6 separate regions of the Mus musculus genome follow, and regions 2, 3, 4, 5 and 6 are each linked to region 1. The links are chromatin loops, found by intact Hi-C in ENCODE. Cell type or tissue: left cerebral cortex. All regions are shown on one strand. Region 1 has its middle 31 kb from the start of Gm40744. Region 2 has its middle 26 kb from the start of Mrpl42. Region 3 has its middle 63 kb from the start of Gm29684. Region 4 has its middle 42 kb from the start of Gm29684. Region 5 holds the start of Socs2 (suppressor of cytokine signaling 2). Region 6 overlaps Cradd (CASP2 and RIPK1 domain containing adaptor with death domain).

Region 1 (5,000 bases):
CGTTCTGGAAGCTCTTTGTGAGTTCAGGTCCTTGGGCCTTACTTATAGAGTCTGATTTAGTAAGAACAAAGGTAGGGTCAGGGATATATAGTCTTAGATGCCCCCTATCCCAGTAAACAAAACAAAACAAAACAAAACAAAAAACCAACCCATGACCAAGGCCTCTCAGCCCAGTGCTTTGTCTGTGGATTAAGAGCTACAACTAGAGTTGCCTAACATCTTCTGACCACTTGATAGTTCCTGAGCTGTATCGAGCCCTGTCTATGCAGGCACACCACTAACTCTAGGTTTAAACCACTGACGACTCCATTTTACGCTGTGAACACAGGGGTACAGGGAGCCATCAGTCTGTCCAAGGACACTGTGCCTCCCATCCAAAGCCTGTTCTCAATGCTACGTTTTCCTTTGTCGTCTGCCTGCATGGTCCTGCTGGCCAGATGGCTTTTGTTCTCCAAGTGGCCAACCCCCTCCATTTTTCTGTGGCTTCTGAACACATTGCATAGCTATCAGCTTAAATCCCCTCCAATTGGTTAATCATAGTTTTATAGACCAGCACAGACAGCCTGAGTCCTCTCTCTGTGGTGTTGCAAAGCTAAACTCAGGCGTCAGCTGGGACTTGGTTTTTCGCAAAGCAAGCTTTGGCTTCTCTCCCAGCGCCCTGGCCACTGTCAGAACTCACTTTCTCACAGTTTGGCTCTCAGCTCTCTCCCGGCTAGCCAAATTCCTAATGAACAACCAATCAGAGAAAACTCCACAAGAGTCCTTTTGAGTCTCCAATCTCTTCTGCCAGGAACATTCCAGTCCCTTTAAAGTGTTCAGCTGATTGGGCGAGGCCTGCCTTGGACAAGCTTTAGATTTTTAAGATTGGCAGACCCGGGGATCTTAACCACACCCACAGATTCTCTTCCCAGCAGCCCTCAAGTTCATTGTTTGAACAACGGAGTGGAAGGATGTGTACATTGTGGGCTGTCAATCCACTTTTATTCTGTCACGCTACTTGACCTCCAGGACCCAGCTCAAGTGGTGACTGCTCTCCTCCATCCACAAATCACACACACACACTCCATTTTTCCAGTGGACTATGGTGTTTTTTAAATAAAACACTCCCCCAAACCCGGGTCCATTTTCTGCACCAACCTAGGCTGTTTCTAGAGAGCAGGAGCCTAGACTGGGACATCTGTGTTCCCAGTACCTAGGAGAGCGTCTAGCTTAACACATTCGCTGCTAGAACGATGTGCCAGTTGAGCAAGCTCTCCAGATAAGAGCGTTTCTTTCGGAATCACGTAGGACAATGCTTGCGGGGAAGTGCTAGAAACCTTCAGCGAGGCTGTCTTTGATTCCCCAGGTCTTTGAAGGCAAAGATGAGCTCCAGTTTACTTAAAGCTCCTCTGAGCAGAAGCCTCGGCAACGGTGAGGCGGGTGGACCACTAGGTGTCACTCAAGATTCAATAAAGAGACGCAGGTCCTTAGAAAGCCATTTCTACCTTCCCTGGGGGAGGAAAGTGCTTAGGTGGTCCCCAGCCATTGTTTCTGTTGGTTCACGATCCCTCATTAGCCGCTGTTCTCTCTCTGCGGACGGACGCATTCTGGGTCTAAAATAGGACACCAGGCAGGCACCACGAGAGTTGGAACCTCCCGACTGTCGAATACAGCCTCGCAGTTTTATAGACAGGCAACTGACGTGTGTGTGTGTGTGTGTGTGTGTGTGTGTGTGTGTGTGTGTGTGTGTGGCTTTAGGGTGTGTCTGAGTTCCCTCCTACTCAAAAGTGTCTGAGATCTTTCTCAGGACCAAGACCCCTAGCTCCGGAGCTCTAGAGCCCAAGATGAGGAAGGTAATAGGGAACAAAAAAAGTAATAATCGGCCGTCTTTTTCTTAGAAACGAAGGCCTCAGGAGTGGGGGGACACTGTCTCCTTGGGATCAAGGACTGCAATTAGCCACCGGGCTGAAGGGAAGGGGCTAAGAGAGGGCTTGTGAGGAACAGCTCCTTGGCTTGATCTCTGGTTGAGGTTTTTTTTGTTTTTTGTTTTAAATGGCCCTCTAGAAGTGAAATCTAGGCATAGGGCTCACCAACTGCCAGGTTGTATTTTTCTTCACCCTCGGCAGAGGGCGCCCTTCCCCCGTCTCAGCTCCCTGCTGGGCCAAGGCCTGAGGCCAGCCCGAATCTTTACCCAGCCGTCTTGTGAAGCACCAGGGGCCAGCTGGCTCATTACACTGAGATAATTCCGGACACACTTATGTTTGACCTTGGACGCGGTCTTGAGATGTTCTACCCCTTTGGCCCCTGTGGTTCTAGGGCACATTGCTATCTTAAGTGAATATTGATTTGCCTTTCTTGGTGCTCCTGGGAAATGAGAGGTTACCCCACTGAGAAACCAGTTAAAGAAAGCTTGTTCGGAATGGAGAGTCCTGCCGGGCTTCATACACACACACACACACACACACACACACACACACACAGAGAGAGAGAGAGAGAGAGAGAGAGAGAGAGAGAGAGAGAGAGAGAGAGAGAGAGAGAGAGAAAATCTAATCTATCAATGCAATACATTCTTTTAAAATCTGGGAGCCTCCGGCCCCTCCCCCATTTGATTTGCTCGTTCTTCTTTGCATGAAAAAAAGTCATTCATTCATTCATTTAGTTTTACAACATGTGTTTTTATTAGGCACATTCTGGATGCCAGGGACCTGGCTTGGGAAAGCGGGCTGGCTTGCTGGTTTGGGTGAAGTAACTTGTGGGAAAGGAGATAACTGAAGAGATATTTGTAGGGATAAGAGTGAGCTATGCCTGAGATGACAGCCAGAGAGGAGAGGCAGAATGGGGTGGGGGTGGGGATGACAACAAGCCTTACCTGAACCTCAGCCAGGACTCTTTTCTGCCTCCCCTCCCTCTTGGGTTGCAAACTTAACAAAGGAAGTTGCGAGTTTTTGCTCTCCGCATAGCCCTTCTCTAGGTGAAGCCAGAGGCAGAGTGTGGCTAGACTCTGTTTCCAGCTTTGCACCACACTCCTGGGCTGAGCACCAGCCATTTTGCATGTTGAATTCACATCACTCATTGCCTGTGAGGCTTAACACGCTCTAAAAACAAGATGCCCATCTGGGTGCTGCAGCTGTTTCTCAGTGCTTGCCGAGCAGGTATCAGGATGCAGGTACCAAGGATGCAGGAAGGACCTTAGAGACCAAGGAGGAAGGCTGCTGGCTGAGAGGTGTTACAAAGGGATGATTCTGGGTCTGGGCCTTTAAGAACAGGTGAAATTAAGAATTAGTGTGTTCTGGGGAGACATGAAGAAATGTCTATTGACCCAGATAGGACATCCACGGCAGACCAAAGGAACAATTCTACTGTGGTGAGCCAGTGAATTTATTAGGGCTACTTGGTGACACAAAGGCTTGTGGCACTGCTGAAAAAGCTTATCCCCAAACTGCTAACCACATAATCCCCAGAGCTTTCTGCACAACTCTCCGGTGTGTGTGACCCAGGTTGGCTGGGCTCCAGTCCCATCTCCCCTCCCCCGGCCTCCTACCTCCAGTAAGTGTCACTGCTCGGGTTGGAAAGATGGCTTAGCGCTTAAGAGCACTGACTGTTCTTTTGAAGGTCCTGAGTTCAAATCCCAGCAACCACATGGTGGCTCACAACCATCCGTAATGAGATCTGACTCCCTCTTATGGAGTGTCTGAAGACAGCTACAGTGTACTTACATATAATAAATAAATAAATCTTTTTTAAAAAAAGTGTCACTCCTTATATGGTGTTGGGAAGGGAGGGCCCCTCTTGTGAATTTCCATAGCTTCTTGAAACTCAGAAGTTTTGTTTATTTCCTTAACAAGCCTCTGTTCGAGTTGGGGTGGAGGTGGGCATATGCTTCAGTTCCAAGGAAATATCTACTCAGCAATCAGGACTGGGTCCTGGATAGTTAGAAAGAAAAAAAAAAAGATTAAGACAAGTCCAGTATGCTTGTTAGCCTCACTAAGACAGAGAAGTTTGCCTCCACCATCCATGTTATCTGTAGTCCCAGAGCAGGCAGGTGGGCTCTCTGTGGCCCTGCCTGTGTCATTCTCAGAACAATGAAGGCAGAAGAAGGCAGAGGCTCAGGTCATCACCTCTACCTGCAACTGCAGGCAGAGCTCTGAATAAGGGGTTCAGACCACTGCTCCTCCTGTGCGCTCCTATAGCGGGCAGCGTCTTTCCTGTTGCCTTCGTGGTCTGCCCTGCCGGCCTTGGCCGCCTGCTCTCTGCTCATTTCACGATGGCGGCAGTCTCGTTCCCCTTCTTTAACCAAGCCCTAACTGGACCTTTCCTCACCCATATGCTCTTCCCGCGGCCTCCTTGGTGGCCTGCTCATCCCTGCTAAGGCCTCAGTTATCACCGTGGGCGCACTTTTCCCTCCCCTGAGACTGCTGGGCAGTGAGTAGATCCCCTGCTCCCTGCTGTAGCTACTTCCGAGGACTCAGGGCAACCTGAAGCGACCTCACTTAACTGCCCGTTTAGTCTCCGTCTGTGTGTAATCTTGGGCACTGGGACTTCCTGTCTTCCTCTCTTCAATAGCACGGGGCAGTCCAAAGATGGTAGATCATGTCGAAGGTACTCCATAAATATGTGTTAAGTGAACTGAATAAGAGAAGAAAACCCGGGTTGGAGTGATGGCTGTGGTGAGAACTTGGTGTTGAGGGTGTCTTGTGCTGACACCTGTCCTTTTCTGTGCTGTGACATGAACGTATCTGCAGATGCTATGCTAGGCGATGCCAGAGAGACACCAAGGACCATCATCCCGTTTACCCATCGGATGCCCAACTGCATTGAGACATAGTGTTAAATGGTAGGTGCCGAGGTTGAAGGGAGGGAGGCAGGAGGAGCTACTATTTGTAGAGGACAAAAAGGCTCTGGAGTTAGGTGGAGGCAAGGGGCACCTCACCCAAATGGGATCACATGTATTCTTCTGTGACAGGATGCTTCCACCTAGCAGAATGTCTTCCAGGTTCATTGGCATGATAACAAGAGTCAAA
Region 2 (5,000 bases), 480 kb after region 1:
GAAGCACAGTTGGTTTGCCAGGTTTGAGCTGTAAGTGCCTTAACCCGCTGAGCAATTTCACCGGCCCGGCCCTCTCAATGAGACCCCAATAGCAGAGGAAATAAGATGAAGAACTGATAAACGGCACTAGATTAAAATGCCTCCACGCAGCAAAAGAAAACGATCAATAGAAAAAGCCACAGTCTACAAAATAAGAAAAAAGGAATCGTATTCATCTGATAAGGAGCTAATATCTAGAATATATAAAGAACAGTAAAAGAATGAGTAATCCAACCAACTGGTAGGCAGATGAACAAAAGAGATACTGATCAAATTTTTAAAGGGGGGGCAATAAACACATGAAAAAATGTTTGGCATTCTTAACCATCAAGAAAATGCAAATCAAAAAGTACACTGAAGCATCCCAATGTGTATATTCATGCTCCACCCCCACGGCTCGGTGGGGAAGACGGGCCAGACCAAGGTCCCCCACCTTCATCCCAGCACTTGGGGGTGGAGACCGACAGACACTATGAGAGATCCTGTCTCAAAAACAAACAAATATTCCTACATTGTGATTTCATGTGGTCCAAGTCAGAATGGCTTTCATGAAGAACATAAGCAATAACTGCTGGCAAGCTGGCTGTTCTTGGTTGGTTGGTTGTTTTTGAGACAATGTTTCTCTGTTTCCTGGGGCTTGCTCTATAGACCAGGCTGGCCTTGAACTCAAGAGATCCACCTGCCTCTCCCTCCCAAATGCTGGAACTAAAGGCCTGTGTCAACACTGCCCAGCTCTTTTCTTAAAAGTATTTATAATTAGGGTTGGAGAGATTGCTCAGTAAGAGCACCTGCTGCTCTTCCATAGAACCCAAGTTCAACTCCTGCATGGCTTGCTTTCTGGCACTGCAGCTCCAGGGAATCTGGTGCTCACTTCTGACTTCCATGGGAACTATGTACACACACACACACACACACACACACACACACATACACACACAAACACACACACAAATAAAAATATAGTTGGAATTAAAGATAAAGATGTCTCCTAGAACATATGGAAGCTGTCTTGTATTTGAATATTTTTTCAGCTTTAATGTTACTAAGTGATTAGCTGCAGGCAGGTAAAGTTGAGGAGAGATATAAAATACTCTAATAAGCAGCTTTAAAACTGCAGTTTCTATGTTCAAGAAAACACACAAATAAACTGTCTCAAAATCCTTCAGTCTCAGGAGTTCTGTGGCTACATTTCTATCCTGAGTCCCACAGGGACTCCTTACTTAAAATCCTTCATGCCAAGGCAGTTTGCTTTTACAAAACTATGTGGGGATGGTAAAAAGGCCAGGCAGTGCCAGCACTAGGAGCCATGCAAGACACATAACTTAATAAGGTCATCAATCCCAGTTGTGAAGGTTACAGCTTAGTAGGAGAGACAGACATTCATCAAATGACCACACTAGAAGATGCCTAACCGCCCTGCATGGTGGCACATGCCTTCAAACTCAGCACTCGGGAAACAGAGGCCAGCCTGGCCTACACAGTAAGTTCTAGGCCTGCTAGAGCTATGAGACCTCATCTCAAAAACAACGAGGACGATGACGACGACAACAACAAGAAAACGAGGAGGAAGGGGGAGGGGGAGGAGGAGGAGGCAAGCAGCTTAACAATGGGCACGTCAACTGGTTGATGGGTAAAAGTGCTTGCTGTATAAGCCTGATGACCTGAGTTCAGGCCTTGAAACTTAACTCCCCAAGTTTGTCTTCTGTCTTTCACACCACACCAGGGTATGCATGAACACACACACACACATACACACACAGACCAGGAGTCGGGGAACTACCAAACACTTCAGGAGGTATAAGAGATTGCCGTCAAGCCGGCCAAGTTCAATATCCAGATCCCATGTGGTAGAAAGAGAGAATTGAACACCCTCTTCATACATTGAATAAATGTTTACAACAACAACAACCACAAAAGATGAAAAGCAAGCCTACTGGCAGGAACCAAGTCCTCAGCTGACGTCTCCCCATGGTCCAGCTTCACTTTCCTACAGTCCTGTGATCCTCCTCCAACAGACTCCCATTGCTGGACTCTACTGTGGATGGATGGGCTTCTTGGCCCTGGAAATCAAGAGTCTTAACTAATGGGTTCTCTTACCTCTGCTGACTGGGACTAGAGTTGTTAGCTTCTTAGGAAGGCAGGAGTTTGTGGGACCAAAAGAAGGAGTCACAAAACCCTTAGCCCTTGTGAGGAGGCAATTCAGAGGCACAGTGCTTGCCTGACATGTATAAAGAAAGCCCTGAGATCAGTCCCCAACAGAACACACACACACACACACACACACACACACACACACACACACACGGAGAGACAGACAGACAGACAAACATATACACAGACAGACACATGTGGAGAGACGAGAGACAAACAAACACACACCATTTAAAATTAAAAACAAAAAAGAAAGTACAAGGGCTGGAGAGATGGCTCAGTAGTCAAGAGCACTGGCTGCTCTCCCAGGGGACCTGAGTTCAATTCCCAGCACCACATGTCAGTCAGTTCCCAGCTGTCTGTAACTACAGTCCCAGGAGATACAAGGGCACCAGACACCCACATGTTACTAAGACACACCTGCAACGAAAGCATCCATACACATTAAAAGAAAAATCTTTAAAAAAAAACATATTTTCTAACAAAAAGAAATCTGATGTCTTTAAATATACATAAAAGATTTATTTTTATATATGAAAGTACAAAAACAGTTAACAATGTTATCTTTGAGTAAGTCAAGGTTTTCTACCTAAACTTAATTAAAAAAAATGATAGTGAAAAACATCCACAGTTGGGAATGTCATTAGAAAAATATAAGTAGCACGGCCGATATTTAGCAAGTAGCACTGATCTTAAGGATGTTTGAGTTGGCCAGCTAGAAAGCAGATCTTCTCACAACCAGCTGTTGTATAAATACTTAATGATAGACGAGTAGAACGACTTCCGGCAATGACATTATCAAACCACCCTTTCTCAAGTAGCAATGTTCAAATTCTCTGCCATTCTGGCATTTCAAAGTCACAACCACAGGGTAAGCGGTTCAGGCTGAATGCTGTGTCACAGTGCCCTCTGGCGGTTTCGTCGAGAATGTGTTCCGCAGGTTAAGGCAACACAGCCTCTCCGGCTCTTCCTAGGGCTGCTTTTAAAGTAGCATCCCTCACATGTAATTGTAAATGGCCACTAAAACCTGTAAGTGGTTTTTCATAGAAGGGTAGTGAGGAAGGTAATAGTTTTGTCTCAGCCATGGAAGAGATAGGAAGATACAGAGGAAGTAAGACTGTGATGGGTTACTATTTGTTTAGAAAACTCAAAATCAGCAACACATGAAAGACATAATTCGGAGCCGGGCGTGGTGGCGCACGCCTTTAATCCCAGCACACAGGAGACAGAGGCAGACGGATTTCTGAGTTCAAGGCCAACCTGGTCTACAGAGTGAGTTCCAGGATAGCCAGGGCTACACAGAGAAACCCTGTCTCGAAAAAAAAAAACAAAAACAAACAAACAAACAAAAAAAGACATAATTCAGGAACTACATTAATCTATATTTTCAATACATTAAAGTCTAATTTGCTAAAGTACTCACACAGGACTGCGTTTGGCCTTCTAGAGTTCCACATTGGTCAACTCTGGACTCACAGAAACACTTTTTAATTATTTAATTTTACTTACAAGCCTTGTTCTTTCATGCTCATAACTTATCTTGATCTTTGTAAAACTTTTATTATAAGTCAATATAATTTTTTTCAATAGAAATAGCTTTGTTCAGATAAGTCAATATAAATTTTTTTCAATATAAATAGCTTTGTTCGGTATAAATTTGAAAAAGACTAATAGTGTTTTAAAGTTAGGAGCAAAGTTGGTATATCTGACAAGCTTGTATCAGACTTACTTTCTTTGATGCAATAAAAAAAAGAGAGAGAACCTAAGTGCTCCCATTGGGCAAGAGGTTCACATTACTGTCAATTATTGCTAACCTTCTTCTCTTTTGTTCACTATTCTGTTTTTGTCAGTCTAAGTTTTATTCCAAAAAGTTATGTATTAAGATTAAGATGTTTATAAAGATGTCCATCATTACAATAAAGCACCCAACTGGACAGACAAGGATCCGATTCAGTATTAATGGCCTAATTCCCTGATGGGCAACTTAAAAAAGAAAAAACAAGAAAACCTTTCCGGAGTGAAAGGCCAGGACGGCTTCTAACAGAATTGGTGCCTCTCGGGAGTTATAAAATCCACGATTTTGTCTATTTCTCCTTTCCATTCCCTCTCCTTCTCCTGCTGAGATTTCCCTTCTACCTCTTCTTGGTTTTTGGTCAACTGTTCCACTTCCTTTGCCTGAGGACCATGCTCACGGCCATTCCATTCTCTCCTTAGGGTGGCCATTTCTACTTCTTCAGCTGACAGTTTACCAACATCTATTGTCTTATTTTTTTATCATCTTGACAGCTAGAGCGAATGTCGACTTCAGAGTCCTTTCTCCTGCGTTGTAGTCTGGTTTCAACACTGACACAGCTCGGGCACTGCTGTCTCCAATGCTCATGCGCTTGGGTCACTCTTAACAGACCTGAAAGCCATGGTGCTTACCCCAGCCAATACACAGCAAGGAAACAGCAACCGGACACTTCCCTCCAAACTGCGCATGCGCCTCTGTGATAGCACAGTGCTGTAAACAACTGCGCACGTGGAATTGGCTCCTGTTACTGGAATAAATACCTCTGAGCAATGAATTAGTCAGGACCTTAGCATCAGGTGTTGTGCCTGCCACGCTGCAAGCCATGTCCTCATTAAGTTTATCAACTTTCCAGAAAACAAACAAACAAACAAACAAAAAACCCCAACCGACTCCATCAAGAAGCTTGTGGCTGTTACACCTCTTCTACTGCAAGCAAAACTCCATCATTGGCTAGAATTCCCAAACAGGTGCCTGCATGTCCAATGGCTTCCACAGCATATTCTACTTGGTATTACTA
Region 3 (5,000 bases), 90 kb after region 1:
AAACTTAAAATGATGAAAAAATGGGGTGGGGGAATATGAAGAAGATTTAAAAGGGTTTGTGGGCATCCAAGAATTTGGCGGGTAGCTGAGCACAGTCCATAGAGGAAAAACGGTCTTGGAGGGGTGTCGGCTTTGAGATATGATGGAGGGAGAAGAATGAGGAAATAATTCAAGAAATAATCCTCTAGGTTATCAGCGGGATCTCCTTTAAGGGTTTTTTTTTTTTTTTTTCTGACTGTGATGAAATATGCCAGTATGCCAGTAGGGTTTGTGGAAGAGATAGAGGCAGAAGGTTCATGAGTCTGAGAACAGTCTGTACGTTTTTAAAATATTTTTTTTAAATGTGCTTTTTAAAAATGCTCTGTCTGAGAACTGGTGAGATATCTCAGTGGTTAAGAGCAGGCACTGTTCTTGCAAAGGACCGAAGTTCTGTTCCAAGCACATAACCACCTCTAACTCCAGTCTTGGGATGGCCACCACCCTCTTTTGGTCTCTGCAGGTACACGCACTTATACATACACACACACCACATAAACAATTTTTTTAAATCTTCACATTTCTTTGCAAAATTAAAACAAAGTGAAGGTTGTGACCAACCATGGCTACTGGATGCCTTTGTGAATGTGCTCACTGACCCTTTTTCAAGCTATAAAACATCACTCCAACATTCCATATAATATATTCAGAGAATCGCACTATGTTTTCAGCTTACACAACTAGGAATAAAAATAAGGAAGTAGACAATTTTCTTTTTGCTTCTATCTTATAGTTTTGGGTTTTTTTTTTTTTTAATTATGAGGCAAAGCACAAAGGCAGCAGCATTTTTCAAGTTTTAGGAGTTGACACAAAATTTCAGATGAATTTCTGGGTACAAGACAAGGCTTCATTTTAGATATTTATTTCATCAAAGGGAAACCATCAGAGCAGTCTTTGCTCACACGTGCTTTTAATTGTTGCTTTGATGGCATGGATGTGTCAGTTCAAATAAAACTTTAATAACCCCGCTTTGAGTTGACTAAGTGTAAGCCATCTGTTTCATTAATTATGGGTGTTACTTGTGTTAATGACATATACCTAGTCAAACTGTTAAGACTGAATTAATTAAATTGTAGGAAACAGAACATGGCCTATTACTTAGCTAAAGCCCCATAGGTTCAGTTACCTTTGTTCCTTCCTGAGTCCACATGCCTTTCCCTGCATCTCTGGTTTTTAGTCCACCTGTTGGAGGCTGCTGAGATGGCCCAGCAGTTAAGAGTGTGAGTGCCTGCTGCCCTTGCAGAGGACCTGGGCTCAGTTCCCAGGACCCCTTCTAGGTGGCTCATAACCATTTGTAACTCCAGTTCCAGAGAGTTCTAACACCCTCTTCTGGCTTACACAGGTACCAGAACACATGTGGTACACATACAGACAAGCAGGCACACACATAGACATAAATTAAAATAAATTAAAAAAAATAAAATACCCTAGAGGCTAGGTGAATGCTAGGCATCAGAGTGTTACGTCTCAGAGTTCTGGAGGTGGGGAAGCCCGAGGTCAAGGTAGCTAAAGGCCTCAGCAGATTGAATGTGAGGACACGCCTCCCTTTTTTCTGTAATCTTCTGTGTCGACAGAGCAGAAGTATCACATACGATCTGTTCTGTAAGGGAGCTCCATTTGCCTAAAGGCTCTGCACGTGACCTAATCCCCTACCCCATTACTTTTGATATTTTACTGTATTTTTGTTCTTCTCACATTATTACCTTTGTTCTTTAATACTGTTAGACAAATACACATATATCTTGTATAACCAAAAACAACACAACTAAAAACTTGGCATCCCGTTTTTAGACTTGACAGAGTGAATTATATTTGGGGTAATCAGGGCTGTAGATAATGCATCACCCATTTATTATACATAGGGGCTATTTGAGAACAGAGTTAAAATGAACAACAAATTAATCATAAGATGGACTTCAAGGCAGGAGAAGATGAGGACGACAAGATATGGTGTTAAGTAATGAGCCTTGGAAAAGACATGAGAGTTTTATAAACCAACATTCATGTATTGTGAACCCAACCTACTGGGCTCACAATAGTCACCGTTTATTTTGAATATCTATCAAAGAGACTTTAACAGATATGAATCTGCATGAAATAAAGTGCTTTGGTCACGGGTAGCAAGCACACTCCTGGCAACGTCAGCTGTTTTTGAAAGACCATTTGAAAGTACGTAGGAAAGCTAAGAAAATAAACTCAAGAGGTCAAACACGCAGATGACTGGAAAACCCAGCCTGACCCCAAGCGACCTTAAGGATCTCGGTATTGTAAAAACACCCAACTTTATTTGCTGGGACACCATGGTGGGTGAGATGCATTTCCTGGTGTTCAGTATCTTTGCCCTTTTGGTCAGTACTAAACATGCACCCGGTGTGACCGTGTACTTCTGTCATCCTGGCGTTCGGAGGCTGAGGCAGGAAAAAATCTGAGTTGGAGGCCAGCCTGGATACATACTGAGTTCTAGGCCAACCTTGGGTGCATAGAGTCCCTGTCTCAGAAAACCAAAAATCAAAATCAGAATGCAAATAAGCAGGACCCGAAACACAGGGGAGGAACTCATGGGTGCTGTGATTCTCAGACCTACTCTTTGTCTGAGGAAAAGGAGGGGACCTGGTGAGGTTAATATTAGATTGTCTTCAAGGAGAGGGATGAGTCTCATGCCTCACAGAACCAGAAACTGGGCACTATTAGTAATGGAATGTGGCACCCAGCCTGAATTTCTAAAACCCAACAGATGCCCACTCCCAGCCTGAACAATTAACAAGCAGCAGTTGGCCACCCTAGCACTTGAAATTCTGCAAGCCAGTAAGATTGTCTATTCTCGAATACAAAGAACTATGAATATCCCTCTTCGTGTAAAGCCCTGAAAACAGGCACGCTGGGTGGCAGCGTGGGTGGTAAAGATCCCTTCGGCCCAGTCTAGAATACCCACAGCTCCCAACAGGGAAACCACATGAGTGCAGTTGTACCCCATAAAGGAAGGGGCTTTCTGCCCCTAACCCCCAGGTGTCTCACTTCTGATGCAGTTTACCAGTTATCAGGGCATGGGGCAATACAGATCAATTTCAGAAGCTCCTGATCAAAATACTCAGATTTGCTTATAACGCACAAGGTTAATTGGAATTGGTGGTTTGCCTTCTTCCTTAGAGGATTCACACCATGCATGCACAAATTCTCCGCTCTTTCCCTGGTTTTCGTGAGTCAGCTTGTTTCCATGCGCTTGGGCGAATGCAAGCTGCCCTTGCTCCTATCACCTGGATTTTGTTTTGGTTTTGTCTTGGTGTTTTTTTTTTTTTCTTTTTCTTTTTTTTGCTCCCACGTGCTGCTTTCTGCTTCCCGACTCCCCTCCCCTCCTTGCCCATTTACCATCCTTCTAGCTCCACAGACAAATGCCTAGTCAGAATGTCCACGTTCCTGCCATGGCAAAAATCGAACCCAAGGAGACCCATTGAGCTTGTCACCTGCTTTCTTGGCAGGAGCCGGATGTTAATTTTGTGCAGCTGTGGCAAGAAGGCTTGTCCCTCAGACTCGGTGGGGGCGGAGGGGGAAAAAAGCAAGGTTTCCTGTGGATCTAATCTGCACAAGTCCCCAAGTGGTATCTGTGTGTTTCCATGTGCTACATTTGTAAGCCAGGCTGTCTTACCAGTATGTGTAGCAAAGGCGGTCCTTTCCACACTGGCTTAAGTACGACATTAAAGATGCCTCAAGAGACCCCAATAGTTTAAGGGAAAGTTGCCAAGCTGGTATTTTTAATATAAAACTGGTTGTAGGAGACTGAGGAAGCCATAGAAATTTCTTGTTAATGTGATATTTCAACACGGGATTAGGCAGCCTTTCTTTGATTTATGCTTTTGCCTCTCTATGCATTAATGCCGATTACACACATAGTTCTGTTTTAATGGCTGATCCTGCACAGAAGCAAGCCTGACAGTTCCCAGGAGCATTTCCTCAACCACGACGGCTCTGAACAGTCTGCCCTGTTCCAACTTGCAGCCTGTATCCCAATGCCTTCCCACACTTCTCCATCCTGGGCTCTGCTTGTGTACTCATGACCTTGCCTTGCTCCCTGGGCCTTGCTTCACCTCCGTGCCTCGCTCTCCTTCCAGCACAACCCCAGCCTATAGCATCTCCTCTCTGACCTGAGGACACCTGCAAACCATGTCTGCCTCCACTCTGGGAGCAGAGTCCAGTCATTTAAGAAAACACACACACACACACACACACACACATACACACACACACACACAAACAAGAAAATCAAAGCATAAACAGAACTCACAGTCCATTTCGGGAAACAGGGCCTGCATGTATGGACCGACAAGATATGGTACACTACACAAGAACACAGAGAGAGAGGACCATCAAAGCCCAACCCTTACAAGTAATTTTTGCAGGCTGAAGAAGACCTTCCCAAGCCAGTCTCGGGAAGTTGGTGGTAAGGGCAGGAGAAGGATTCTAATGACTCTTCTAGTAAGTAGAGAAGAAAAGAATGTCTTGATCAATTAGGAAGATCAGCTTTGAGTAAGTTAAGATGACTTCATCGTCCCTGATGAAATGAATGCTTTGATATCTAGAGATTTTTAGGAAAGAGAGTCTCTGAAAATGAAATTATTATTTTTAAAGGGACCAGTTAGGCTCTGTGTGGAATGGATTAGAGGCAGACGTGATGTTTCAAAGAAATAAGTGAAAGTCTTTTATAGGGGGCTGTGGATATAGCTCGATTGGCAGAGTAGACCTGCCTACGTGTTCAGACCCCCTGGGTTTGCTTCCCAGATTCTCTAAACTGGGCATGATGGTGGTGCAGACCTGTTTACAGTATTAGGTAAGTAGAGGCAGGAGAATAAGCCTAAGTTTTAAGGCAGCCTGGACAACAGGAGACCTTATGAAGAAGAAGAAGAAGAAGAAGAAGAAGAAGAAGGAGGAGGAGGAGGAGGAGGAGGAGGAGGAGGAGGAGGAGGAGGAAG
Region 4 (5,000 bases), 110 kb after region 1:
TTGTTTGGTTGTATTTTGTTTTTGTTTTTTTGAGACAGGGTTTCTCTGTATAGCCTTGGTTGTCCTAGAACTCGCTCTGTAGACCAGGCTGGCCTCAGACTCATAGATCCACTTGCCTCTGCCTTCTGAGTGCTGAGATTAAAGTTGTGCACAGTCACCTGCCCAGCTAGTGCAATTGACATCTATTATAAAATCTATCTTACCTTCCCCAAGGCCATATACTCATAACCCTGGACAGAGTACTTCCTATTTCCCCCTAGAGACTATTACTTTACGTTGTAGGTCCTGTCTCCTTTCTGTGATAGGTACTGGAATAAATGTTCCAGATGTAAGATAATCCCCATCTTGTAGAACAGACTCTTCTGCCTGCACAAGATCAACCTGTCTTGGCCCATGTCCTTCCTAGGCATCAATGAGACACAAGGAACAGCTACTGAAATAGTCTCTAACCAAATAATCATTGTGGCTCTGGTCCAGAGACCGTATACTTACTATAAACTAAATATAAAAAGTAAGGTATATGTTAATTCAATGGTAGAGTACCTTCTTAACATTCATGAGACTATGAGTTCAATCCTCAACACTGGAAAAAGAAATAATGAAAGTGTGTGTGTGTGTGTGTGTGTGTGTGTGTGTGTGTGTGAGAGAGAGAGAGAGAGAGAGAGAGAGAGAGAGAGAGAGAGGGAGGGAGAGAGGGAGAAAGCCTTATTACCGAGTTCAGAGATTAAGTCATACAAGGACTGCCTTGCCTGTCCTTCTTATAGCCTGTACCAGGCCAGTTGCTGTGTTGGAGATATACCAAAGTGAAAAAGAAGGATGGCTCTGGCCAATGGCTGAAAAGACAATGAGACCTACTGCCATTAGTGATGGTAGAGAGCTCAGAAGGGGAGCCACACTCTCAGTCAATGCTTCAGATGACTGTAGCAGGACATTTTTGGCTGAAACCTTATGAGACACCCTGGCCCAGAATCACCTAGTAAGTTGCTTCTGGATTTCTGGCCCAGACCATCTGTGAGGCAATGAGCATTTCTTTGAGGCACCAAGTTTTGGAGTAGTTCTTATTTGGACAAAGAAAGCTGAGATAGTTAGCCAGAGTTGCTTCCTATTACTTACAACTACAAGAACCCCGACTAAGTATAAGTCAGTCAGTAGAGACCCCAACATACAAGAGCAGTTAGTATGGTCTTCTAAGAAATCAACCCTTAACTTGTATTGCTCCCAACAGCACACCTAGAACTAATGGGAAGAAAGCAGAGTTCAATTGAATAACTCTAGCAATTAGAACTTGAAACAAGAGAACAGTTGGCTCAGCCAACTAATGATCTCTGCTTGGAAGGATTCTAGCAGAGGAGAGGGACTGTGAATATTCAAGAACAAATTCTTGTGTGGGGAGGGATCTAGGACTAACCAATATCCAGGTACCCACCCAGCCTTGAGATTCGGTTACTTTAGAACTCGCCATGCCTTAAGGATGCTTGCTTAGTGCTGTCATACCCAATCTCTCCCGTTTCTCAAGGCAACCAGCCCAAAGGTGATGTCAGCTGAGAAGGTCATTGAGACAAAGGGAAATAGATCAGGGGGATTTATGAGGGAAAGACTACAGTACCAAGCCTGAAACTTCTCTATCAAATGAGAAGCCCTAAAAGCTTCCAGTAAGACACAGCTTTAGAAACGACCATCATCGGGTTAAAGAGGGTCAATGAGATGGACCACATAATAGATTAACAATAAGCTTAGAGAAATTGAAAAAAGAATCCCTAAAATGCCACAGAGTTTTGGCAGTCAATCTTTATAGATGAATGGGAAGGGCAGCCAGGGGTCTCCAAAGGGGACAGTCAGAGAGTAACTAAAGTGAAAGCCAGAACCTTGGCTGTGGCTAGAGTTGAACAATATCTGAATTCTGCAGAAGTTAAATAAACTCTTATGGCAATTCCAGCTGAGTACAGAACAACCCATATTTGAGGAGCACTAAATGATCACACTTGACTTCCATTGGAAAAATATGAACATACTGACTGCCAGCATATCTCTATCAAAAAATCAAAAGATTACAGCAAAAAAGCAGTGCCAACAGCCAGAACAAGGAAGGACTCTATTCCCCATTCAAGTAGCTGAGATAGGATGTGTCTATTATGTAATCCACTAGTAAGAGTAACTGCAAAATGTTTTGTAGTCTCCAGCTGTGGTTGAGCTGTGATATCAAGAGGTCAGCCAGCATGGTTCAGGTTTATATAATTTGGGGGATGGGTTGATAGTGAAGACCAAACGTCCTTGAAGCCAAGAAAGACATCTGGAGCCTCAGGATGCACCACCCAAGAGGCTGGGGAAACTCAGAAAGGTAAAATTACCTCGCCCTACCCCCGGAAACGGAGGCAGAAGTAGCATTTTGAGCATTCTTTAGGTCATCTACTGATGATGGATGCTCACTACGAGTTGTGAATTTTTAAGGTCCCAAATTGAGGGAGAAAACCATGAGAAGGTATGTAAGTGTAGACAGCAGGCTTAATCTATAAATGTATGAGTTTATGTCTTCCAGTTTATGACATCATGTAGTCTACAGTAATGTGGGTCTTAAGTTCTGCATCCTACCCAAATCCCACAATTTGCAAGGCCTCCAGTAAAACTATTATGCAGACTCACTCTTCTCAATTTCATGGCAGAAGGACCGTGTTTCAAAAGGGAGAAAGCCCTTAGTGGTATTAATAAAAATATGCATGATTAAAGTCATCAAGCCTAAACAAGATATTAATACTGCTCCCCTCTCCATGAGGCTCAGGGATCATTGAGGAAGGGTTGGGTGGAGAGACTGTAAGAGCCAGAGACAGTTGGTGACTGCAGTGAAACAGAATTTGGGAAACAGGAGAGGTCAGTTATGCACATGGGCTCCCAGCAGCTATGACAGCATGCATGCATGAGACCCATTCAAATCAAGCCAGACAAGATCACAGTACAAATGGTGGAGAAAGTCACCAAATTCCACCCTTAGGTGAGGAGCTATGGGAATCCATGACTGCTGGAGGCAGGAGAGTCAGTTTGCTTCAGAGATGTGGCCTCTGAGCAACTATCCATGCTCCAGTAGATGGCCCCACACTCATGCTCATAAAACACAGAAGACATAAAACACAGTAGATTTGGTGGTTGAAAAAAAAAAAGCAAATTGAGAGGAAATATTGGGGGGATGGGGTGGATTTAATCATTTACTCTTAAGAATATGTTTTTATTATTTTAGATTGTGTGATGTATGTACATGTAGGCATATGGACATGAATTTGGATGCCTGAGGAGGACAGAGATGTCAGATCCTTTGGAGCTGGAGTCATAAGCAGTTGTGAGCTGCCCTGACTTGGGTGCTGGGAACCAGACTCAGATCTTCTAGAAAAGTAATAAGTGGTCTCAATTCATGAGCCATCTCTCCAACCCCCTATTTTTTTTCATTTTGTATAACATAAAAATTAAATAAAATTTAAAAGAAAGCAAAAAACTAAAGTTATCCAAGACATAGAGTACTTTCAAGAAATTTAAAATGAGAAGCAATTGCCTTATATGTCAGAAAAGAAATGCTCTCATGAGGCCCATGGGTTGAAGAGTCCCAGAGGAGAGGTTTAGGGTAGAGTCCTGCTTGAATCATGTTCAGTATGTGACTCATAAGCAAGTAACTTAACCCTGATCCCAGGTTTTCCATCCCATGAGAGAGAGGAATATCAGGGTACTTTAAAGGCTGCAGTGAGGAGTAAATGAATTGAAAGCCAAGAACTTACCATAGTACTTAGCAAACAGTGGAGGTCTTTTAAGCAACGGTGATTACTTTTGCAACATTACAGGTGCATACAAAGGCACAAACTCTGAAGGGCCAGCTTCCCTTTCTTATTCCCCACAAGAAGACAGACTCACTCCTGTGGGCCATTGACTTCTGGGAAGGCAGGGTTGAGAAGTAGATCTCAAACATTTGAAAGGTAATATTTGCATTAATTCCTTTGATTGTTGCTGGGCTAGAATGCCAGATGAAAGCCAACGACCAAAGGAAGAAAAAGTTGATTCTGGCTCACTGTTTAAGTAGGAGCTTTGTGTCAGCTGGTCACACTGCATCTAAAATCAGAGAGTAGAAACTTTAGTCTCTCCTCTTTTTAAAAAGGATTTTACTTTTAATTGAGAACCCCCCCCCCCACCGTGTTTATGTGTGTGTATGAGAGAGAGAGGGGAGGGGGAAGAAGGAGGGAGAGGGAGGGGGAGGGGGAGAGGGATCAGAGGATTTGGATTCCTTGCAGCTGGACTCACAGGTGGTTGTGAGCAGCCCAATTCTAATTTTAGGACCTACAAGAGCAGTATGTCTTCTTAGCCACCAAGCCAGGTCCACAGCCCAGTGGAGACACTCTCCCTTTCTTACTCAATTCAGGACCCTTAGCTCTGGAGTGGTGCCATCCAAGTTTAGGGTGGTTCTTCTTACTCCAATTAACTCCATCTAGATGCTTCCACACAGACAGACCTAGCAGCTATTCCTGCGGTTGTTGCACACAGGAATGTACACAGATGAGGCAGGTGTTCCTGTGGTTACTCCGCATCCCCTCAAGTTGACAGTCAACATCAGCCATTACGACATCAAAGGAAACTTTGCTCCTGCCCGCCATTCCTTTTCTGGAAATTTTTATAATGTGTAGCACCCCAGCCAGGAAGAAAGATAAATTAAATGCCATTTGGTTTATAATTACATGTAGAATAATAGTTTTCAATCTCTAGGAGATTCCATGTTTACGGTCTCTGGAAGGGAGCTATTACTTAAGGCCAACTTTGTGTATCCATTCTGCAGAATGCAAAACACAGTGGTTTTGACTTTAATTTCCTAATGTACAAAATCATTTAGCTTATTCATTCATTCATTCATTCATTCATGTATAAGAGATATTGATGAGCACTTTCTACAGTAGTATATATAGTAGTATATATACTATATATATATATATATGTCCATATATATATACACACATACACACACAGTAGTATAT
Region 5 (5,000 bases), 420 kb after region 1:
GCGTGCTGCCTGGAAGTCACAGGGTACCCCAAAACGAGAGTGTGCAGGGTGTCCGAAATGGTGGCGGAGGGGGAGGGGACTGGAAGCGGCTGGTTCTTTTTCTCCAAATTCCGGCAGAATGGTGTGGCAAAGTCTCTCGCAGACACTGTCACCCACAGATCGCCTGTGAAGAAACAATGGAACAGAGATTGGGTCAGTCTGGGCTGAACCCCTACGGCCGAGGTGGGGGTGGGTAAACAGACACGTGGAAAATCCCAGGGACTCCTCCGCCTGCGTGTTCTGTACCATTTAACCCCGAGCATCCAGCTAACGCCCTGCCCAACTCTGGGGAAAGACGGGTAAAAAGGGCAGAGATCCAAGACACTAAAGTTGGCCGGAGTAGAGGGGTGAGGAGGGAGACAGGATGAGAGTAAACAAGGTGTTTTCCCGCCGAAGAACTGTGTGCTGGAATTACACACAGGCAGCCCAGGAAACAGTCACCTGCGGGTCCGGATGGATAGGCCTTTGTCATGGGCAAGTGGGGGGTGGGGGTGGGGGGGAAAACATTACACAAAGAACCGGGCAGTTCTCTGCACTTGGCATTTCCATCTTACATTTCGAGCAGCCCCAGGGCCCTTGGGAGGATGCATCCGGCAAAACCTGGTTCCACGCCCTAAAGCGCCGCAGGGCTCCTGGGTCGCCAGCCGAGGGTGCTGCGGTGCGCTAGCGGCGCGCCAGCCGCTGCATCCCTGCCTCGGAGGCGGCCTCACCCCCACTCCTGCCGCTTCCTGGAGCACGCTCCAGACGAGGATGGGGGGCTCAGCGGCGGTCGCTCCAAAACGCGGACCGCGGCTCCTGCGGCTGCCGCCGCGGGCGCTGTCGAGGAATCGGCCGGAGCGTGCAGCCCCCGCCGGAGCTCCAAATGAGGCCGGGGCTGAGCCCGCAACAGCGAGCGCAGCGGGCCATGCCATCAACTGGGACTGAGGTCTTACCTCCACCGCCGCGACTGCCGCCTCCGCACTAGGCAGCCTCCCCAGCGGACAAGGGGCGGGGGAGCCAGGGGGCAAGGAGGGGTGTCCGTCTGAGTTCCCCGGGTGACGTTTATTTGTGGAAGGAGATGCCTGGGGATGCAATCGGCTCTGCGCTCAGTAAAAGCAACCGAGTTTTTCTGCGCCAAAGGCAGACAAAAATCCCAGGGATCGTCGCCTAGCTTCCCCCCCCCCTCTCCGCCCCAGGCTGACACCCCTGCTCGCCAGTGCCGGGTTTCCCTCCAGTTGAAGCGGAGGAGATGGGAGAAAGAGAAGGGGTGGGGTGGGGGAGCAAGGGCGGAGGCTGGCGGGGAGGAGCGGGAGATCAGGTTATTAGGATTATAAATTTGGGTAGCAGTTGTTGGGGGGTGGGGGTGCTCGGAAAATTTCCCGAGACCGAGAAGGAACCCGGGAGAGAGGAGGCAGTTGAGTCCGGATGGGGCAGAGCCCCGACTTGAACTCTCCCGGGGCGCCCTAAACTGCGGACGCCCAGGCGGTCCGCCGCCGCCCCCGTGCTCGCACCCCGCCGCCCTCCCGGCCACTGTCCCCCCGGGCGGAACCTTCGGGCTTCGCGAGCGGTACCTGCCGCAAGCTTCCGGGCTCCGGGCACAAGGGATCTTGAGGGCGCGCGCCTGGAGTCCCGGCGCGCACTGTCCGAGACCCGCGCAGCGTTGGCGGCTGCGGGAGGAAAGGCTCATGCTTCAGGGGGGAAGCCCAAGGCCCGGGAGCCGCAGAGGCGGCGAGACTTGGCAAGAGTTAACCGTCTGTCCCCGGAGCCGAGTGTGCGCGCGACTTCCCAGCCCGACGCGCCTCCCTCGCTCCCCGCCTCCCGCCCCTCGCGCCCCGCCCGGCCGCGGCGGAGGCCGCTTTCCAGGAACTTTCCAGGAATCCGCCTCACGTGACCGCAGCCCCCGCCAGCGCTTTAAAGAGGCCCCGGCCGCTAATGCGCAGGCTTCAAGGGAGCCGGGTGGAGAGAGCCGGTGCGGGTGCTGGTGCTGGTGGCTGCGGGGTGGAAGCCTGCGACTCCGCCCTCCTCTGACCCTGCACCTCGGGGTGCTCGGGAACAAGGAGAAGTCCCCAGCCAATGCCTATTAAGCCACCAGTACCTGCCCCTGTGTCTGCAACAGCTGAGCACCTCGGTCCCGCGAATAGCAGCCCCTCTTCTCCCCAGCCCTCCACGTAGGAGGGAACCTTTAGGCCAGCCATCCACCCCGCTGTGCGCCTGCCAGACGCGACCCTCCTCTCCTCCATGTGGGATGCAGGACCAGCGTGCGGGAAGGGGGCGGGGCTCAGATGTCCGTCCCTCCCTCTCTAAGACACACACAGAGCTAGAGCTAGCACGCCACTGCCCAGGTCGACTACCACTCCCGGGCACCTCGGGAAGCGAACCAGAGACTGTCCCCTCCGCCAGCATCCTAGAAGGCCAGGAAAGAGACGAGCTGAGCGCCTCCTTAAAGCTGCGCAGACTGCCCTCAATCCCTCCCCCCTGGAGCTCCAACTGGTAGTCCCCTGCATCAGCCTTGCCCAGCTTCTCCTTTCCTCCTCAGCTCAACTCCTGCTTGCCCTTCGGGAGACCCACCCTGGCCACCCTACAGAGGAGGTGCCCTTACCTGTGCCCGGGTGGGGTGCGGGGTCACAGGCCTGGTGCGTTTGTCTCTGTGAATCCTTGCAAAGCCAGGGACCCGGAGTTCGTATTGATCCCAGTACTTCTTTCCTATTGGGACCCTCACCTCCCACTCTGTAAGAGGCCACCTAGCCTCCGCGCCGGCATCCAGGCACGCCGGCTCCTGAAACGTGACCCACTTTGAATGTGACCTACTTTTTTTTTTTTTAACAGAAAAACAAAAACAAAAAAAAAACACTCATGGGAAAACCGGATTCGAAATTTCGATAACCATTTTTCTTTGAAATACTGTTCTGTTGCCCCACTGCTCAAAAGCTTGAAAGGTCAATGGCCACTTTTAGTTGAAGCTGTGTCTATGGGGAAGTTGGGCAAGGGTGGCCAGGAGAGGTTGAGAGAGGCGCGGCTTCCAAGCCTTGCCTGGTGCCCCGCCTGCCGGCCCTGGAAGGAAACACAACACGACCGGCCAATTCCAAGGCCCCGAACCAATTTTTATCCACAGTAATTTTTTTCCTCTTAAATAATTCTATGCACTTACAGAATGGTGAACGCGAGGGGAGGACATAAGCCAGCTTACAGGGGCTTTGTCAGCGATAGATTCGTATGTGTGGCCGCGGAGGGGGGAGGCTGTTTTCCTGGAATCTTTGATGGGAAGGATGCCTCTTACTCAAGTTTTAGAAAGCCTGTGTAAAGCCAGGGAGTAACTTAGCAGGATGCTTACCTTCTTTAGGTCCCTAACGTTTTCTGTAAACTTAAAAACAAGATGTCGGTGAAAGGTTAGCATGAACGGACAGGCGGATCCCTCTGGAGTTCTGTGTAGTGAGTTGGAGGCCCAAGTTAAACTTTTTAAGCCTCTACAATGTGCAGGGATAACTAAGACCAACGTTTTATGAATGGTTGATCCTTTCTTGGTAGAAAACCTCAGAGGAAGTGGAAGTGTGTGCCTGTGCTTCTGCACTCCTAAAGGGTTTTGGTTTTTTGTTGGTTTTTTTGTTGTTGGTGGTGGTGTTTTTTTTTTTTTTTTTTTTGAGATCATACAGATTAATTTTTCTTTGTCAGGTGTAGTAAATCTTCCAGCCTCCTTACTCTACTGAGTACTATGACCAAACCACCTGGCAGAGGTGATGGAAGGGAGGAAAGATTGATCTCGGTTCATGGTTCACAGGACACATTCCAACATGGCAGGAAGGCTTGGAGCCTGGAAAGCACCCTCCACGGGAGGCAGGAATTAGTGGTGCAGTCAGCCTTAGAAGGGAGACAGGAAACCGGTTTACATCTAGCACTCCGGTGCCCTACACCAGCAACTCACTTCCTTCAGCTGAGCCCCACAGTGGTCCTCATCCTCCCTAATGCAGCGACCGTTTAATACAGTTCCTCATATCATGGTGACCCCTCAACCATAAAATTATTATCATTGCTACTTTGTTTTGTTTTGTTTTGATTTTTCAGAGCTGAGGACCGAACCTAGGGTCTTGCACTTGCTAGGCAAGCGCTCTAGCACTGAGCTAAATCCCCAAGCCCCTCATTGCTACTTTGTAACTTCTGTTGTACTGTAATGTACTGTAATGTAATGACCTTCTTTAGGTCCCTAACGTTTTCTGTAAACTTAAAAACAAGATGTCGGTGAAAGGTTAGCATGAACGGACAGGCGGATCCCGCTGGAGTTCCTGTGTAGTGAGTTGGAGGCCCAAATTAAACTTTTTAAGCCTCTACAATGTGCAGGGTTCACTAGGACCAACATTTTATGAATGGTTGATCCTTTCTTGGTAGAAAACCTCAGAGGAAGTGGAAGTGTGTGCCTGTGCTTATGTAACTTTGGAGATCAAGGTTTGCCAAAGGGGTAGGACCCACAGATTGAAGGCTTTACAGCCTTCAAAAGTGAGTGCTACCAGCTAAGAAGTGACTCAAATACATAAGCCTTCATGGGATATTTTTCCATTCAAACCATAGCATGTGTTTTTTTTTGTTGTTGTTTGTTTGTTTTTTTCTCCCTCCTGGGCCTTTGCACAGACCCTCTTTTTCTAGAATCTCTCCCTGACTGAGTGCAAGGTGGCTTGCCCTCATTCATCTCAAAGTTCAGTCTCCTAAACAAGGAGTCACTGGCCACAAAGATTACGGTAGGCACACAGCTTACCGTAGGTCACCAAGCTATTTAGGATTTTTCAACTTTTCTTTCTAGCCTATTCCATGCCCTACATTTTGTCAGCCTTTCAAATCCTCTTTGAGCACTGTAGGAGCCACTTAGGAAATGTCTATGAGTTCCTGGCAAGCAAATAGGGTAGAACGGCATTGTGCAATTATGTGTACCAGTGGGCAAAACCAGGAGGGAATATAGAGAAAGCAAATCAAGTATTTGAGGGTAGCAGAATAGG
Region 6 (5,000 bases), 240 kb after region 1:
GCTACTTGTTTTGAGAAACTAAACATGTGTTACAGTACTGCTTCCAGCCTGACTATGGGCAGGTTAAACTTCATTTTAATTCAAACTGCTGCCAAGTTTAGGCCTCAGCACAGTCGTGTATGCAAACGGGTCCTTCGCTAAACCTTTACTTCTCTTCTTCAGTGGTCAATAATAAGACAACCACTTAGAATAAAGGGAGTGGTGACGGCCAACCATCTTACGCCCGAGCCACAGATACCCTCATAGCATCTGTAAAAAACTGGAGGGCTGCTAACATAGACCCATTTCCAAACCACCATCCGTTCCCTGTGAGTCATCAAATCAGCAATGACTTTTGGGAACTTGGAATGACACAGTCTTCTTGGGTAACAATGGCGCCATAATGCAATGGTTTTCCACTTGCAAGGTTTTTCAATTATTTATTTAGAGTGTGCGCAGGAACACGCATGCCTTCATATATGCATGCCACAGCACACATGTGCTGATCATGAGGGCTGCTGAAATGCACATTCCAAAAGAGCTGGCCTGTGGCTTCAGATCCATTCTCCTGCCTCACCTCCCATCTCACCTCAGGGGTGATGGGGTCACAGATCACCATGTCTTGTGCAGCTTTTTTACCCACCCTACCATCTACCTGACCCTGAATTTGATTTGGACAGTACCCAAGTGTGTATGTATGAAACGGAACTGTTCATAATCATAGAGTCTTAAAAGGCAGAGGTATTCTATATCCTATCCAGGGCATGCACACTATCTTCATAACACTAACAGATACACTATACTCTCGTCTCAAATCTCCAAAACTGTAAGGAGGTCTTTCCTACTTCACTTTAAGCTACTGGCCATGCCATGCCAAATTCTTCCTACTTCAAAAGATAAAACACAAACAGGGTTTAAAGCCCCCCCCACCCCAGATAGGCATCAGCCTAACCAGTTTATATGCACTGAAGTTACCAAGCCAAGGTGAGCTATCTTCTAAGATGCTGGGAGAACCGACAGCTGCGCAGAAAGATGGGAGACTCTGAGGAGCCAGACAGAAGGCAACCAAATCACTCTGGATCTTGAAAAATGGAAGAGTGGGAGTCCCTAAATGACAGACCACTGGGTTTGCTATGGTAAGGAACAGACTATCCCTAGCAGAGTTTATGAACGGATGTGATGTGTCATCCAGAGGTCACCATTGCCCACACTGCTGCTCTCAGGAGGTGACACTGACTTGTTCTTCCTCCTTCCTCTGAATATAAGCACAAGGAATGCTGACACAGAAGATTCACAGGCATGTGGGAGCCAATAAATACCAGGAAATGCCAAACAATCCAGGCCAGAAACGTATTTCCTTTTTAGACAAGAGTTGCTATTTTGATGGTCCAGAGGGATGACATAACCACAATATTATTGCAGCAAAACCTGTTTAAAATCAATACTCCGCAAAAGAAGCTAAATCAAACATGAATCTGCCTTACTGAGCCCAGATGAATTCCCTTGCTCGCAATCCCCTATGAAATCCTCCAACAATAGGATCGCCATTTAAATAGCTAGGAAGGAACAGAGGAGGGCAGGAGCACAGGTTGGGAGAATCGAAGTTGGCACACCTTGTGAACGCATAGGCTGTCTCCTACGCATCTCTTCCGTCACTTACAGCTTTACAGAGCAGCTCCCTGACACCAAGTCTGGTTTGCCAGGGATCACTATCAAAATTCTTGGCTCCAAACAGTCTCAAGTGGACCTATAAGAAGAAATCCAGATGGTCCGTTTCCAGTGCTGCAGATTACGCTCAGGGCTCTGCCCAGTGTAGGAGAGCACTGAGCAAGTGAGCCAGCCGGCAGCTACGTACGTTTCTTAGGATCATGGTATTCCATTTCCTTGTTTCAGCTATGACTCCACGCTGTGGCTCTTCAATGCCATCTATTGGGTTTATCTTGGTTTATGTGCCTGACACTATAGTAATTTAAACGGAAACATGCAATCTGTTTCAAAGCTTGGTGCTAGTAGGCATAAGAGTTGGGATGCTTACTCAAAAGAGGCAGTCATTCATTTCCTTCAGTGGTGTAGCCCCGGTATGTTGCCTAGGCTCCAATAAATAACTCCTATCCAATGCCAACATAAGCAACTCTAATAAAATCCAGTGAGTCCAAAAAATAAAAGGAAAGTAGGAGAGGGTTAATTGGGGAGATGGGGTCAGCAAGAGAGGGGAAGGGGGTTCTAAGGAACCAACATGATCACAATACATTGTATACAGACGCATACAAATGCATATATTGTAAATACGCCATACATGTATGAAACTGTCCCCTGCCAAGAGCCAGACACTAAAACAGGTCAGACCCGAATATGAATGTTGTCCTCTCATTTACAAACTTCAGGCTTGTTATGAAATCTCCCGTGGCCTGGTATTCTCTCTGTAAAACGGGGTTGATAACAGTAATCTCTACCATGCACAGCTGTCACGGGTACTAGAAAAAAATAATTAAATCCTCTTTTATTGTGTCCAGCCCTGAATAGAAAGTCAATAGATTGTAATAACTGTTATTATCATTACCTATCACATACACTGGGTTCACTCTCAATCACTGTTATATGTTAACGTTATTCCACCTGCCTTGAGCCATGAGCCTGGTTAGTCTCCACCTCCCCTCACTCTGGACTCAGTCATAAAGGTGCTCTTCTGGTGGGTTCCATAGTCTCTAGACACAGTTAGGTCTGGCCTTAAGCTCTGTGGCTATTTGGCTGCTGGTTTACATCACTCTTCTGATTCTTGCCTCATTATTTGTTTCCCCCTTTAGTCTAACGTGTGTTCTCCTGGGATCCAAGTCCAACAAGAGTTTCTTGCTCTTAAAACAGCTCCCTCTCCCCACCCCCACCCCCACCCCCACCCCTCTTTTTTTCTATCTAAAATACTGTGATTTTTGCTGTATGGACTTGCCCTTTTTTATTTTCCTCCTTTGAAAGTATGTGAACATTGAAAATATCCCTCTTTCTCTGAAGCACACATTCCTGAAATCACTGTTAATAAAGTTGATTATACCCAACTTTCTTCTTTTGCAGTCATAACCAGGACCATGCTTACAATCAGTCACCCAAGGATTTAGTCAATAAACAGCTCTCTGAGTTGGTCAGAAACACATTAATAGAACAGTTGTGTCCAGACTGTGGCTTAGGAAGATGGCATGGCAAGAAACATTTTGTTTCTATGAACTAAATAAAACAATCCATCAGACACTGAAAGAACTCGGAGTCTCCGTCAATGACTGTACATTGGCATGTGGCAATTGTGATAATTGGGTGAGCTTAAGCTTATACAATGTCACACAAAACAGCAATATAAACCAACAAAGGAAAGTTCTTACTCACTTGTCTATCCTAATAATAGCTGTCCAAGCATAATTAAGATGCTGTGGTGCCAATGGCAAAGGGACAAGCTGTGCTTTGAAGTTAAGTCAGGGCTGCTCACAGCCAGTCTCTAAGGAGCCTGGCAAAGGATGAAAGTTATCCTCAACTCAGAAGATGGTGGAGACACCTTGCTCTTGCATTCACGAGTCTAGTGAGTTCTACTTTCAATAAACTAACACAGGAGCCAAAAGGAATTCTACTGCAGGCCATGGCTAGCTATCTTTCAAAATACACTTAGCAAACAAAGCCCTGCATGGTTCTGTGTAATGATTCATGTTCGACTAATAATCAGAAAGAATAATCCACATGATCTTGTGTGATATACTTGGGAGAAAATGCTATTTTTCATTTATTGTATGTGAGGAAGTTATATCAGAGAGGGGGGTGCTTTGGCAATCAGGGAGGTGTAGTGTGGTTTTCCCAACGACTGGGACTTCACAGATTCAAGGGAAAGGTTCTAATTGTCATGAACATAACCGAGCGTAGTTACTCCCTAGCCCGCCACGGGGCTTCAGCTAAAAATAGCAACCAAAACAAAAATACCCACCAGACCCCACTCAAGCCACGCGTCCAGCCCAGCAAGGCTCTCTCTGCCTCCTCACAGTAAATCACTTATCAAATTTCCTCATTGGTGCCATTTCTTTAGCAATTTACAATAAAACCAGAAACAAAGAAACAAAGAAATCGGGGGAAAAATTATTGAGCAGTTTTTATAGTAGCTGAGGTTTCTGTGTGATTAGGGGGTCCTAATCAAGTACAAAGTCTAATTTTTATTGTCCGGGGGTTTCGTTTGTTTGTTTGCTTGCTTGCTTGCTTGCTTTTAGGTAGTGTAGGGGATTGGACCTAGGGTACTGCATATGCAAAGCAAGGGCTCTACCACTGAGTTATGGCCTCGGCTCTCAAAAGAATAGTCTTCAGTGAAGTTAGTAAGATAAAAACAGAAACAAAACAAAACACAGGGGGGGAAAAATCAAGAATGACAAAGGAAAAGACTTCTTTCTGCCTGTTCCCAAGCCACTTGGCTTTTGGGTCAACACTGACCCCACACATGTGCTGCCCCAGGCTTCTGAAGTAAACAGTTGGTAGACCAGCAGCAGCTACCTAAAATTAATTAACTTTCATATGGACCACGGGGACCCCAGTTCTTTCTGAGTTCAAAACCTCGGACTTGAGCATAATTAAACGGAGGGTGTGGGGGGTTGTGGTTTAATCCAATCTGTGCACAGGTCAGGGAAGAGATGCAGACAGTGTTGAAAGACCGGACACAAGGACATGTGGGCTTGGAGAAGAGGGCTGTTGCTTCTCCATTAACTGCTGGTGTGCAGTGCTAAGTTAATCCTATTTCCTTGAGCTAAATGTTGCCCATCAACACAACAGAGAACCACTTAAAAGGCTGACTTCCCTCTGAACATTCTTAGGACACTGTTCGGGAGTAAACGCTTCCAGAGAAACAGTCACTCCCACTGTCGTAGGAAGAGCTTAATTGCTAAATCTCAAACTGACGGTACTTGTTCCCTAAGATGAGCCGGGCTCAGTCTGTGACCTTAGGTCTTCCTCTCCCTGTCCTTGACTCAGCAGCTGAGCTCAACTTCCCCTCTCTGACCCGACTT

Evidence for each region. Hi-C counts contacts between places; a loop is a spot of excess contacts. Peaks named below come from ENCODE experiments on the same cell type or tissue, not always from the same donor. Only the 100,000 strongest peaks of a DNase experiment are listed, where the experiment ranks them.
Region 2: a loop joins it to region 1, with 10 times the contacts of the local background. A loop is called at or near these places in 38 of 42 quality-filtered maps.
Region 3: it touches region 1 in a loop (4-fold over the local background); 18 of 42 quality-filtered maps call a loop at or near these places.
Region 4: it touches region 1 in a loop (3-fold over the local background); 12 of 42 quality-filtered maps call a loop at or near these places.
Region 5: a loop joins it to region 1, with 6 times the contacts of the local background. A loop is called at or near these places in 22 of 42 quality-filtered maps.
Region 6: a loop joins it to region 1, with 2.8 times the contacts of the local background. A loop is called at or near these places in 8 of 42 quality-filtered maps.

The regions. Positions count from the first base shown.
Region 1 is chr10:94,990,220-94,995,219 of GRCm38, forward strand. No RefSeq gene overlaps it. Among named protein-coding and RNA genes, the nearest start is that of Gm40744, 31 kb to the left of the region's middle. In left cerebral cortex, CTCF peaks have their summits at 1,419 (motif pointing right) and 2,095; DNase peaks (open chromatin) are centred at 719, 1,424 and 2,128; H3K4me3 peaks cover 494 bases; H3K27ac peaks cover 313 bases.
Region 2 is chr10:95,473,068-95,478,067 of GRCm38, forward strand. It overlaps the pseudogene Gm3619. Among named protein-coding and RNA genes, the nearest start is that of Mrpl42, 26 kb to the right of the region's middle. In left cerebral cortex, a CTCF peak has its summit at 3,100 (motif pointing left); DNase peaks (open chromatin) are centred at 3,088 and 4,624.
Region 3 is chr10:95,079,980-95,084,979 of GRCm38, forward strand. No RefSeq gene overlaps it. Among named protein-coding and RNA genes, the nearest start is that of Gm29684, 63 kb to the right of the region's middle. In left cerebral cortex, no CTCF peak of the experiment used is centred here; DNase peaks (open chromatin) are centred at 2,838, 3,190 and 3,514.
Region 4 is chr10:95,100,960-95,105,959 of GRCm38, forward strand. No RefSeq gene overlaps it. Among named protein-coding and RNA genes, the nearest start is that of Gm29684, 42 kb to the right of the region's middle. In left cerebral cortex, a CTCF peak has its summit at 3,064 (motif pointing right); a DNase peak (open chromatin) is centred at 3,065.
Region 5 is chr10:95,415,029-95,420,028 of GRCm38, forward strand. Socs2 (suppressor of cytokine signaling 2) reads right to left here and starts at 1,829. Exons shown (of 3, transcript NM_007706.4): 1 at 1,590-1,829; 2 at 1-163. It overlaps 5730420D15Rik (RIKEN cDNA 5730420D15 gene), which reads left to right and starts at 2,347. Exons shown (of 5, transcript NR_045339.1): 1 at 2,347-2,651. In left cerebral cortex, CTCF peaks have their summits at 809 and 3,081; DNase peaks (open chromatin) are centred at 43, 837, 1,862 and 3,046; H3K4me3 peaks cover 2,902 bases; H3K27ac peaks cover 2,746 bases.
Region 6 is chr10:95,231,496-95,236,495 of GRCm38, forward strand. The region is part of intron 2 of Cradd (CASP2 and RIPK1 domain containing adaptor with death domain); the gene reads right to left. Among named protein-coding and RNA genes, the nearest start is that of Gm29684, 88 kb to the left of the region's middle. In left cerebral cortex, a CTCF peak has its summit at 1,920; DNase peaks (open chromatin) are centred at 1,295, 1,755 and 3,380.